Regions from separate parts of the Homo sapiens genome. Here region 1 is linked to region 2. Evidence: read pairs that join two places in POLR2A ChIA-PET (ENCODE). Cell type or tissue: MCF 10A. All regions are shown on one strand. Region 1 overlaps ZNRF2 (zinc and ring finger 2). Region 2 has its middle 16 kb from the start of LINC01176.

Evidence for each region. ChIA-PET counts read pairs that join two places held together with the same protein. Peaks named below come from ENCODE experiments on the same cell type or tissue, not always from the same donor. Only the 100,000 strongest peaks of a DNase experiment are listed, where the experiment ranks them.
Region 1: POLR2A ChIA-PET joins it to region 2 with 12 read pairs; 5 of 35 experiments call an interaction of 5 or more read pairs at or near these places.

The regions. Positions count from the first base shown.
Region 1 is chr7:30,350,465-30,355,464 of GRCh38, forward strand. All of the region lies in intron 2 of ZNRF2 (zinc and ring finger 2), which reads left to right. Among named protein-coding and RNA genes, the nearest start is that of LINC01176, 38 kb to the right of the region's middle. In MCF 10A, a CTCF peak has its summit at 1,899 (motif pointing left); no DNase peak of the experiment used is centred here.
Region 2 is chr7:30,404,786-30,409,785 of GRCh38, forward strand. No RefSeq gene overlaps it. Among named protein-coding and RNA genes, the nearest start is that of LINC01176, 16 kb to the left of the region's middle. In MCF 10A, no CTCF peak of the experiment used is centred here; a DNase peak (open chromatin) is centred at 2,436.

The sequences.
Region 1 (5,000 bases), 54 kb before region 2:
AGCCCAGATTAATAAACGTTATTCCCATATTTTTACTGATATATTTATCTTACAGTGAAAATGGCAACTTCCCTTTGTTAAATATCATTTCTAAGCCTATTTATATTTGAGTACAGTAATAGCTCATGGATCTGTAATTGAAAGAATTAGTTAATGTTACGTTCTTTTATACGTATAAGAGATAACTTAATATCTGAAAGTATTTATTATTAAAACTTGTGAGCCCCAACTTTTTGTTCTTTGAGTAATTGCTTTTCACTAATGTTGTAAATTTTTTTAATTCTTGATTTTTCTAGGGATTATTTCACATTTCAGCTGCTTTTGTTTTCTACTGCTATCATTGAGGGTTCAAGAACAAAAAATAAGTCTTCAGGTAAAATGCCTGATCCATAATAGCGCTTGGCGTTGTATTTTGCTGAAAAGATCATATACCTGTTTGGATGCTTGATCTGAAAATAAAGTTGTGATGATTATGAAATTTTCGCATGAAGTTTCCTTGGCTGCCTAACAAATTCAGTCTTATTTGTTGGTTTGGTTTTTTGTTTTTTTTTTTAAAGAATTTTGGCTGTTTGCTTTTTTTTTTTTCCATGTCGTCTTGATCTGCAATAACTATATGGATATGTGCTTGGACCTGCTAAGTATTTTAATTTTGCATATTTGGCTGCTTGAATTTTAAGTAATTTCTTTGGACAATGCAAATTTTAAGAGCTTGAGAAGCTGTAAGTGAAATATCAAGTAACAGAAGTTTGTAACTAGTTTATAAATGTATATTCATTACCTATTATATATTTTAAGGTTTCATATTTTACCAAAATTAAATTAAAAATTCAGTTTCTCAGTTGCACAGGCCACATTTCAAGTGCTGTTTTCAGGCCATATGTGGCTAGTGGTTACCATTGTGGACAGCACAGATAAAAGATGTTTTTTCATCACCGTCCATAGTTCTATTGGACAGAGCTGTTTTAAATTGTGTAAGCAGTTAATTGTAAGGTCGTTTCAGTTATTTTATCCAGAAGATAAAGCGTGTGACCAGTCTTGAGAGTACTTCCTCTAAATATGTAGCTTGAGTATTTAAAACTTAGTTGTTTAAAACAGTCCAGTTGCTTTGGTATTTACGTTGCTTTAAAGTGAAATTGTTTCTTGTAGCAGAATTCATGAAGTAGGAAAAATGCCAAGGACTTAGTCTAAATTTGAATCCTGACCTCAGGACTTAGTAGTTTAGTAACTTCTGGTAAGTTACTTTACTTCTTTGAGCCTCAGTTTCCTTATGTGTAAAATGAAGGTAACAATAGTTACTTCATAGGATTAACATGTGACTTAAATATGTCAAAAGCACATTAAAAAGTACACGTTTTTAATCCTTTTAAAATATAGAATGAAGCCAAAACATAAATTAATTAGACAGTGTCATATGCTTGGAGTTGTTCCCAGCCTGGCAGTTATAATAGGCGCCTAAGTTCCTGGTCTTCATGGAGTTATTTGATGACATTGTTCAGGTTTGAAACAAGTGGAATACCAAGATGGAGAGAAAAAGAAATAGGAAGATGACTGACTTTGTTTTTGGAGAGGTGCATGAAGTACTATCTGATAATAACTAACATTTTGTATAGTGTTTTTTTATAACTTATAAAGTTTTTTCACACAATTCTTTAAAATTTCATCTCTAATATTTTGAGTACTTTTAACAGAAGAATAAAAGGAAACTTGAGGTTGACGAACATTTTTGTTCGTGAGAATGGAAATTCATATTAAGTTTTCAACTTTAAATCTTAGGCTCTTTCTACTTAAACAAGCTATTCTTTGATAGCAGTCGCATTTGTGAGGCAGGCATATATTTCAGAATCTCCAGGGGTGGGACTCAGGTACATATAATTTTTTGGTATATGTTGAAAATGCACCCATTGAAGTGATTCTAGTGCCCACTTCTGGTTAAAAATCGTAATCATTGCTCTTTTCCAGTCTTTTAACTTTTCTTTTCCTGTAATCAGTACATCTAAATTAATGCATAGATTACATGAATAAGACAAGGCATTAAACTGATAAGCAATGCGCTCATTTAACTTTTACTACTCTAGATGTTGAGGTATGAGCAATAACACTTTTTAAAAAGCAACATGTTTAGTTCCCTGTTGACAATCTCTTGTGTCTCCATTGATCATAGCTTGTGGAGGAGGAATCCAGACTAGCCAACTATGGTAGTTAAATCTGTGAGTGTTCCCTTCTCTGCTTCTTTAATGAGTTTTGGCTAGTTAGTAGTCTACCCCAAGATATTCCAGTTCTGAAGTGTTGACTCCTTAATCCCTGTGGGTGTTATCTTCATAAATGTTTTCAACTGATCTTTAGATTTTTAATCTTTTCCCAACTGTCTTGAAGATGCTTTAGTATCCTGGGTTTAGTGGTATTTCCAGGTCCTGTTTTTAAGTATGAATGTATCACATTACTAACAAGTCTTTCACAATTGTGAAATGTAGTTACCTATGTGAAGGCAAAAGCTCAAAACTTTCCTCTGAATGAAAGTGTCATTATAGGGGTGAGAGAGGGGACTACTCTAGCAAACCCCCAGGTAGGCAAAAATTAATCACATTCCACAGTGAATTTTCAAAACTGAAAATATTTTTAAACATACAAAGACACATTCTAGTGGAAACAAGACTTTAAAATGTGAAAATTAAGCATTTGCTATGTGAAGCTGTAATCATGAGGTTTTGAAGTCAGAGTGAACTATCTTCTAACTCAGAGTTGCTTATCAAAATGCAACTGATCAGTGGCTACAATATGTTAACATTAGCTTTTAATTTTCTGAGCAGAGATTATGTCACTAGAAGCTATTTTTAGTGGATATTAGGCTGTTTCTGCACTGAAATCAGTGTGTTCGGGATGTTTTTGTATACAGGTATACTTTTCTTGAACAGAAAATACAATTCTGAAGTACAGTTCTGATTATTTTTTATTGCTAGGGTTTAAGGGAGCTTATTTTTTAAATGACTTTAACCCAGCATTCTGAATTACACTAAAAAGATTGTTTAAACTTAGTACCTGCAAAGCATCTGAGGGATAAGTCTCGCCCCTGTCAATTTTAAAATAGCATTGTGTTCTTAAAATATGTATCATTCTGTTAATTATAGGCAGGTTGGATTTGTCTTTGTTGTACTATAAATTTTCTTATAAATAGGATAAAATGTAGACCTTTTAAAATATTCTCATCTCAAAGACTTTGAAGAGCTCTGAAAATGAGATGCGTCTAAAATCGATGTTGCATCATAGTTTGGTGGAAGCATTTTTTTTTTACTTGGTGGTATATAAAGCTAATGGTGCATATTATGACCATTGATGTTTTAGGTTTGATAAAAAGTGGTGGTTAACTTTTTGAAGGTGGTTGTGAAACTTACACTCACATAATTCTTTGATAAGAATGGTATACCTTTGTGATGAAAAAATACGTAAGTGGTGAGAATATACCATATTACTTGGAATTATAGACCTTTACCAGGTTTTTTTAGTGTCTCCTTTAGATCCTTTTTCTTTTTGTTCTCACTGCTATCAGTTAGATGCTTCACGTTAAACTTGTTCCCTATCTGAATCTCCTATTGAAAGATACTAGAACAATAAGAGAAAAATGGAGATCAAGAGAATGAGAAAAGGCATGGGGTGCAGGATGGGGTAGGAGTAGTGGGTAGGATCTCTAGGGCCAAGAGAAAAAAAAATGGGGAAAGGGAGGGCACTTCAGGGAAGTGGTAATAACATTTTCCGTTTATCCAGCTTTGCTTGTCCAGAAATCTTTACCTGCTTAAGTTTCTGACTGTAATATATTAGCTTGTGAGCTGCCCAGTAGTTAGCTCAAATCACTCCTAACGTATTCAGTCCATTCAGCTGATATAAACCCTTCTTGCTGAGGCCTTTGCTTATTCTGCAGAAGGTGCCCTGTTACCTCCTCCAGCATTCTGAGTAAATCATCTCCTGGTATCTTCTCTTATGTAGACCAAATAGAGTCTGTGTTCCTTCTTAATGTGCAGTCTCAAATGAATAATTAAAGGGAAGAACCACTTCTTATAGAATGAATTTTTCTGCAGGGTACTCTTACAGATAATGTACACAATCAAATTTGTTGGTTGGTTTTTATAGGAGGAATGGGCATATCAAACAAATACTTAACTTTAGAAAATGTCCCTGCCTTTCTGTTTCTTTCAGAATTTACGTAGAGATTGATGCAGTCTTTACCGTTTAGCATATTTGATTTTTTATTTTGAAAAGCAGTAATTTGTTTATTTATAATATAAATTCATATTGCATGTTCCTGCTTTAGCTTTCCATTCTGTAAACGAAGAACATATACTCTGGAGCAGTTTGTCCATGTTCTTCAGTAATGGCATGTTTTATTCTGCATTTAAAAAACAGTCACAAAGTAAATCTGGCTTACATACTCTATTTTAAGCAAACTGCTTTTAAAAATTAAAATTTAGCATTAGAATATAATTTAAATTTTCAGTATAAAACATGGATTGAGAGAACCTTAACATTTTTTCAAAAGGAACATTTGCATTATAAAGAGATTTACCCTTGAAGATTTTAAGCACACCATAGAGTTTTTTGTTTGTTTGTTTTTAAATACCCTGCAGATCCTTTTGGAAGCCACTCTAATTAATGCCTGGAGTAGGCTTGCCATTGTCATGGAAAAAGATTATGAAGAATTGCTGCATCCAGTTCTGAAATCCTCAGATTTCCAAAAGTCTCTTTCAGAATCTATACAAAAGTTTTGATATTCCTTTGCATTTTCTTGAGTTAAGCAACTTTTTAAAAGTCCCACATTTGGGGTGATTTCTTGAACTTACCCAATTTTATTATTTTATAATTTTTAAAATTATAATTTTATTTTCATGTCTTTTTAGCCACATTACACTGTAAAATTCTTTGAACTATCTTGGTCACACTAAAGGAAAATAAATTCATGGTACAAATAACTAGCTTATTGATAAAGTTATAGAGCAAAATCTGCCCAATTT
Region 2 (5,000 bases):
AAAGCTTATTATCTACATCACTAGAAAATAGATCCATAACTTTTGCAGTCCTTGTGCCTTTTTCTCTGAACTTGTCTCTCCTGAGACTCTATTAAATACAATGGTGCTTGAGGAAAACACTGCCAGAATAGCTCTGCCTCTCATAAGGTGATGTAAGAAAAATGGGAAAAGTGTTCTAGCAAAGTGGTCATGAAAAGATTGTAGTGAGTTCAACCCTGTCAAGTCCTGATTTATGTATATCATTTTACCCATTTCTCTTAAAGTCCAGAAAGTTCATACCCAAATGGATGAAAATGCTGATCACTCTTCCTTTTAACTACATAAAGCTTTCACCAAGGCAGAAAATCACAGCTAAAAAATTAACATAAGATGGACCAACCCGATTTGTTTCTTTTCTTGAATTGCTAAGCCAAGACGAGATGAGTGTTGGGCCTTTGTTTTTATTTTTTAATGGGTAATTTCAAATATATATGAAAGTAGAGAGGATGGTTCAGTCATTCCTCAGTATCTGTGAGGGATTGGTCTGAGGACCCCCTGTGAATACCAAAGCCTGCCGACACTTAAGTCCCTGCTATAAAATGGCACAGTATTTGCATATAACCCATGCACATCCTCCCACATACTTTAAATCATCTCTAGATTACTTGTAGTACCTAATACAATGTAAATGCTATGTAAATAGTTGTCATACTGTGTTGTTTAAGGAATAATGACAAGAAAAAAAAATCTGTACATGCTCAGTACAGACACAACCATCATAGACCTAACTACACTTTTGATCTGATTTGAATCCGCAGATGCAGAACCCTACAGAGGGCTATGTAGTGAAATGCCCCACCCATCCCCTAACTTCAGCAATGACCAACCCATGGCCAATCTTGTCATCTGCACTCATCCCCAAATTTAATATATTTGGGGATGTCATCTGCATCCCCAAATATATTAAAATGTATTTAAAGCAAAACCTTGATATCATTTCATCCATAACTGCTTCAATGTGTATTTCAAGAAAGGGACTCTTTAAAAACATAACTACAATACCATTATCGCACATTTTAAAATTAGCAGTTGTGGAGGCAAAAGGTGTGTCTATAACTGGGGAGAATGAAGCAAAGAATATAAGTGGACATAGAACACGAAAAACAAAACAAAAGACTGAGTCTCTGAAGTCCTGAAAGGGGTTCCAGTCCACAGGTCTCCCTTTGATGTTGAGAGTCACCTCATCTCTTTGTATCATTCTAATCCCTTCTTTTTGTATTACACTGAGTTGGACTTCAGTAATTTTTTTTGAGACAGTCTTGCTCTGTCGCCCAGGCTGGAGTGCAGTGGCACGATCTCGGCTCACTGCAAGCTCTGCCTCCTGGGTTCATGCCATTCTCCTGCCTCAGCCTCCCAAGTAGCTGGGACTATAGGTGCCCGCCACCAAGCCTGGCTAATTGGACTTCAGTAATTTTAATTTGGAAGCATCATGGCTAATACTACTGCTATCTGGACAGCTTAGTGTTACTCTTCCCTCCATATTTTTTGATTTGTTTATCATACCATTCAATTTAGTTAATGCCAGTAGCTACCGTTTATCGAACACCGATCATGTACCCGGCACTCTACCACGTGTAGAGATTAAACTACACCAATTTCACAACAACCCAATGAAAAAAGTATTTCCCTATCTTGTAGATAAAGAAATGAAGGTCTAACTGGATTAGGTAATATTCCCAGGTTAAACACTTAACAAGTGTGGAACCAAAATCTCACGCAGATCTTTCTGGCCCTCAGCCTGTTCCCACTATGCCATGCTGCATCTGACAAACGTGATTTTTATTTTCTAAAAAAGCCAGTACAATTCTGTGGTGCCTGCTGTTCATCATATTGTTTCCTCATCTTCCTAGGCGCGCAACTACTCCTTCATGGCACTTAGCCTTGGTCCCGTGATTGGGTTCTAGCCTATGGAATATGAGTAGGAGACATGTCATGTTTCTTGGCTGGGCCCAATAAAACTTCCCATTTGCTGTCCTTTTTGCTCTCTCTGCTTTTGCCGTCTGGCTGATGATGCCCAAGGTGACCTTGGGAACCACACATTGGCGATGACAGACGGACATCCTGAGTCTCTGAGTGACTGTATGGGACAGAGCCGCCTGCCACCAATCTGAAACCTCTTTGGACTGTTCACATGAGCAAGAGATAAACTTCTATTGTATTTAAGCCGTTGTATATTTAGCATTCTATTTATTATTACAGCAGTTAGCCTTCCTTAACTTTTATGTACTGTTTCAATTATCTTTTACTGGGTAACAAACTACCCCCAACATTTAGCGACTTAAAACCACAGTCTTAAATTAACTCATGATTCTGTGAGTCAGAAATTTGGGCTCTTGCCCCTACTTGTTCATGCGGCTACAGTGAGCAGGTGGGAAGCTGGGGGCTAGTTGGTCCAGCATTGCCTCACTCACATGTCTGGAAATAGGTGCTGGCTGGACTGTGTGTCTCCAGCAGGCCTGCCTGAGATTTTTCACATGTTGGTGGAAGTGTTCCCAGCAGCAAGAGAGGGCAAGCCCCAATCTGCAAGTATGTCTCAAGCTCCTGCTTGCATCGTGTTTGCCGATGTGCCATTATTTAGTGAGTCACCTGCGTAGAGGGGAGTATGATTTATTGGGGACTATTTACTGCAAAAATCTGCCATATGTACAAGAGTTAGGCAAATCATTTACGTATATACAACATATTAGTCACATATTTAATACCAGAGTCCCACTCTGAGACTGTTTTCATAATCCCTGAATCAAGTTCTATTTAATAATGTAATCGTTTATTTTTTACTTTTCAGGTCTATATATGAGAATAAAATAATTACCAATACATCATACATTTAGGTTAGTAGAATTGGGAATTAAAGAAATGAACCCAGTTTCATCTTTGCCATTAACATTGAGCTCCCTTTGTTTTAAGTCAGATGCAGTTGCAGTAACCCTCCCTAGACTCCATAACCCTCTTGAGCTACTGTCATATCCTGTCCCTTCCATATCATATTTCTTTCTTTCCTTTTTTTTTTTTTTTTTTTTTGAGATGGAGTCTTGCTCTGTCACCCAGGCTGGAGTGCAATAGCGTGATCTTGGTCACTGCAACCTCTGCCTCCCAGGTTCAAGCGATTCTCCTGCCTCAGCCTCCTGAGTAGCTGGGATTACAGGCATCCACAACCACACCTGGCCAATTTTTATATTTTTAGTAGAGACGGGGTTTCACTGTGTTGGTCTTGCTGGTGTCAAGCTCCTGACCTCAGGTGATCCACGGGCCTCAGCCCCGCAAAGTGCCAGGATTACAGACATAAGCCACTGTGCCCCAGCCCACATTGTATTTCTTGAAGGATATCCTCATCTTCCAGTTATTTCTCAATCCTTTTCAGTCTGGCTTCCTTGCATTAATTTATGAAAACAGCTCTTATGAGGGTGACCCATGACCTTCCTGTCACTAAATCCATGAGCATGAAACTTTCTTACTGGTGGTTGACTTCTTCTCAACACCACGCCACCATCCGTCTGCTTTTCCTTCAACCTTTCTGGCCTTGTCTTAGTTTCCTTTGAAGACTCATCCTCCTTTACCTTGTCTTTAAGTGACAGAATTCCTCAAGACTTCGTGCTTGGTCTTTTCTCACTCTACTCTTGCCCTAGGTTGGCCTCATCTTTGACCATGTCTTCAATACTATCTATATCCTGTTGAGTCCCAAACTTGTTTCTCTACCTCAGGCCTCTGTTATGCCCCAGCCCTGTGTATCTCCAGTTGTTTATCTCACATGCACCTCAAACTCAATTTATGTCCACACCGGCCCTGTGCTTCCTCCTCATTCACCCTTCCCTCCAAACAAAATCCAGTTCTTTTCTAGTAGTTTCAAAATGACCCCACAATCCAAAAGCCCGTGAATCATTCTTGACTCCCTGTACCATCAGTGCCCCCTGTGCCATCCTTCACCCATTCCGGTGGTGCCCCTTTCTATTCTGGGAAAATCTCCCACTGTGAGTCATCTGGGTGGGTGACTGCCCCAGCTCCCACTATGAAAGACAAAGGGGCTAACATCCTCCCTCTCTCTGTCTCCTGTCAGCTAAGGCATTGCCTGTGACCTGACCTTGGTTGATTGGCTGTGTCTGCCAAGAACTTTGAATATTAAGAGTAAAACCAAGACGGTACTATTAGAAGTCATTCATGAATGTATCAGTGGAGTACTGGTGGTGTTGATCCTGCTTCCTGTATTTCTTAGCCTTCCAGAACTATCTTGGTTCCTGCCCCCCCCACCACATTTTCCATGCTGGTGTGCTAGCCCCCAGTGGATTTATCCTATAAATGCCCCCATTTGCTTAAGATACCCAGAGAAGGATGTTGTTATTTGCCACCAGAGAAGCTGTGACCAATATAGGCACTGATGTTCCAGGTAGATTCAGATGCCATCACAAAATTTTCTCCACTAATCGGCGACCTAGCCACAGAATGCACAAAACAGCTCTCAAGATCTCTGCATGCAATATCAGTGCCTATGGGTCCCTGTGGCTATTTCTTAGTGCTGCCCATGAGCCACCATCATCTCTGCCTCAACTTCTGCGAGAGCCTCCCAGCTGGTTGTCTCATAAGGTCCTCAACTTCATACTGCAGCCAAAGCCATCTTTTCGGAATGTAAACCTGTTGGTGCCACTCCTCTCTGATGAAATCTTTCAGGGGCTTCAGATTTCTGTGAAAGACCAAAATTCTTAAACTTTTTTGACCTTTACTCGCAATAAAGACAGTTTATATTGAAACTCAGTACACTTGATGTATATTTTATAAAAGTGTCACAAGACAATACTTACCCTTTATTTGATTAACAAATACTTGCATGGCAGTTACTGATTGCCAGACACTGTTCTTGCTGTGCTGTGAATAGTAACTCATCTAGTCCCTGTAAGAACCCATGCGATGCACATGTTCTTATGACCACTTTAAAGCTGAAGCCACTTGGGCACAGAGAGGTTCAGTTG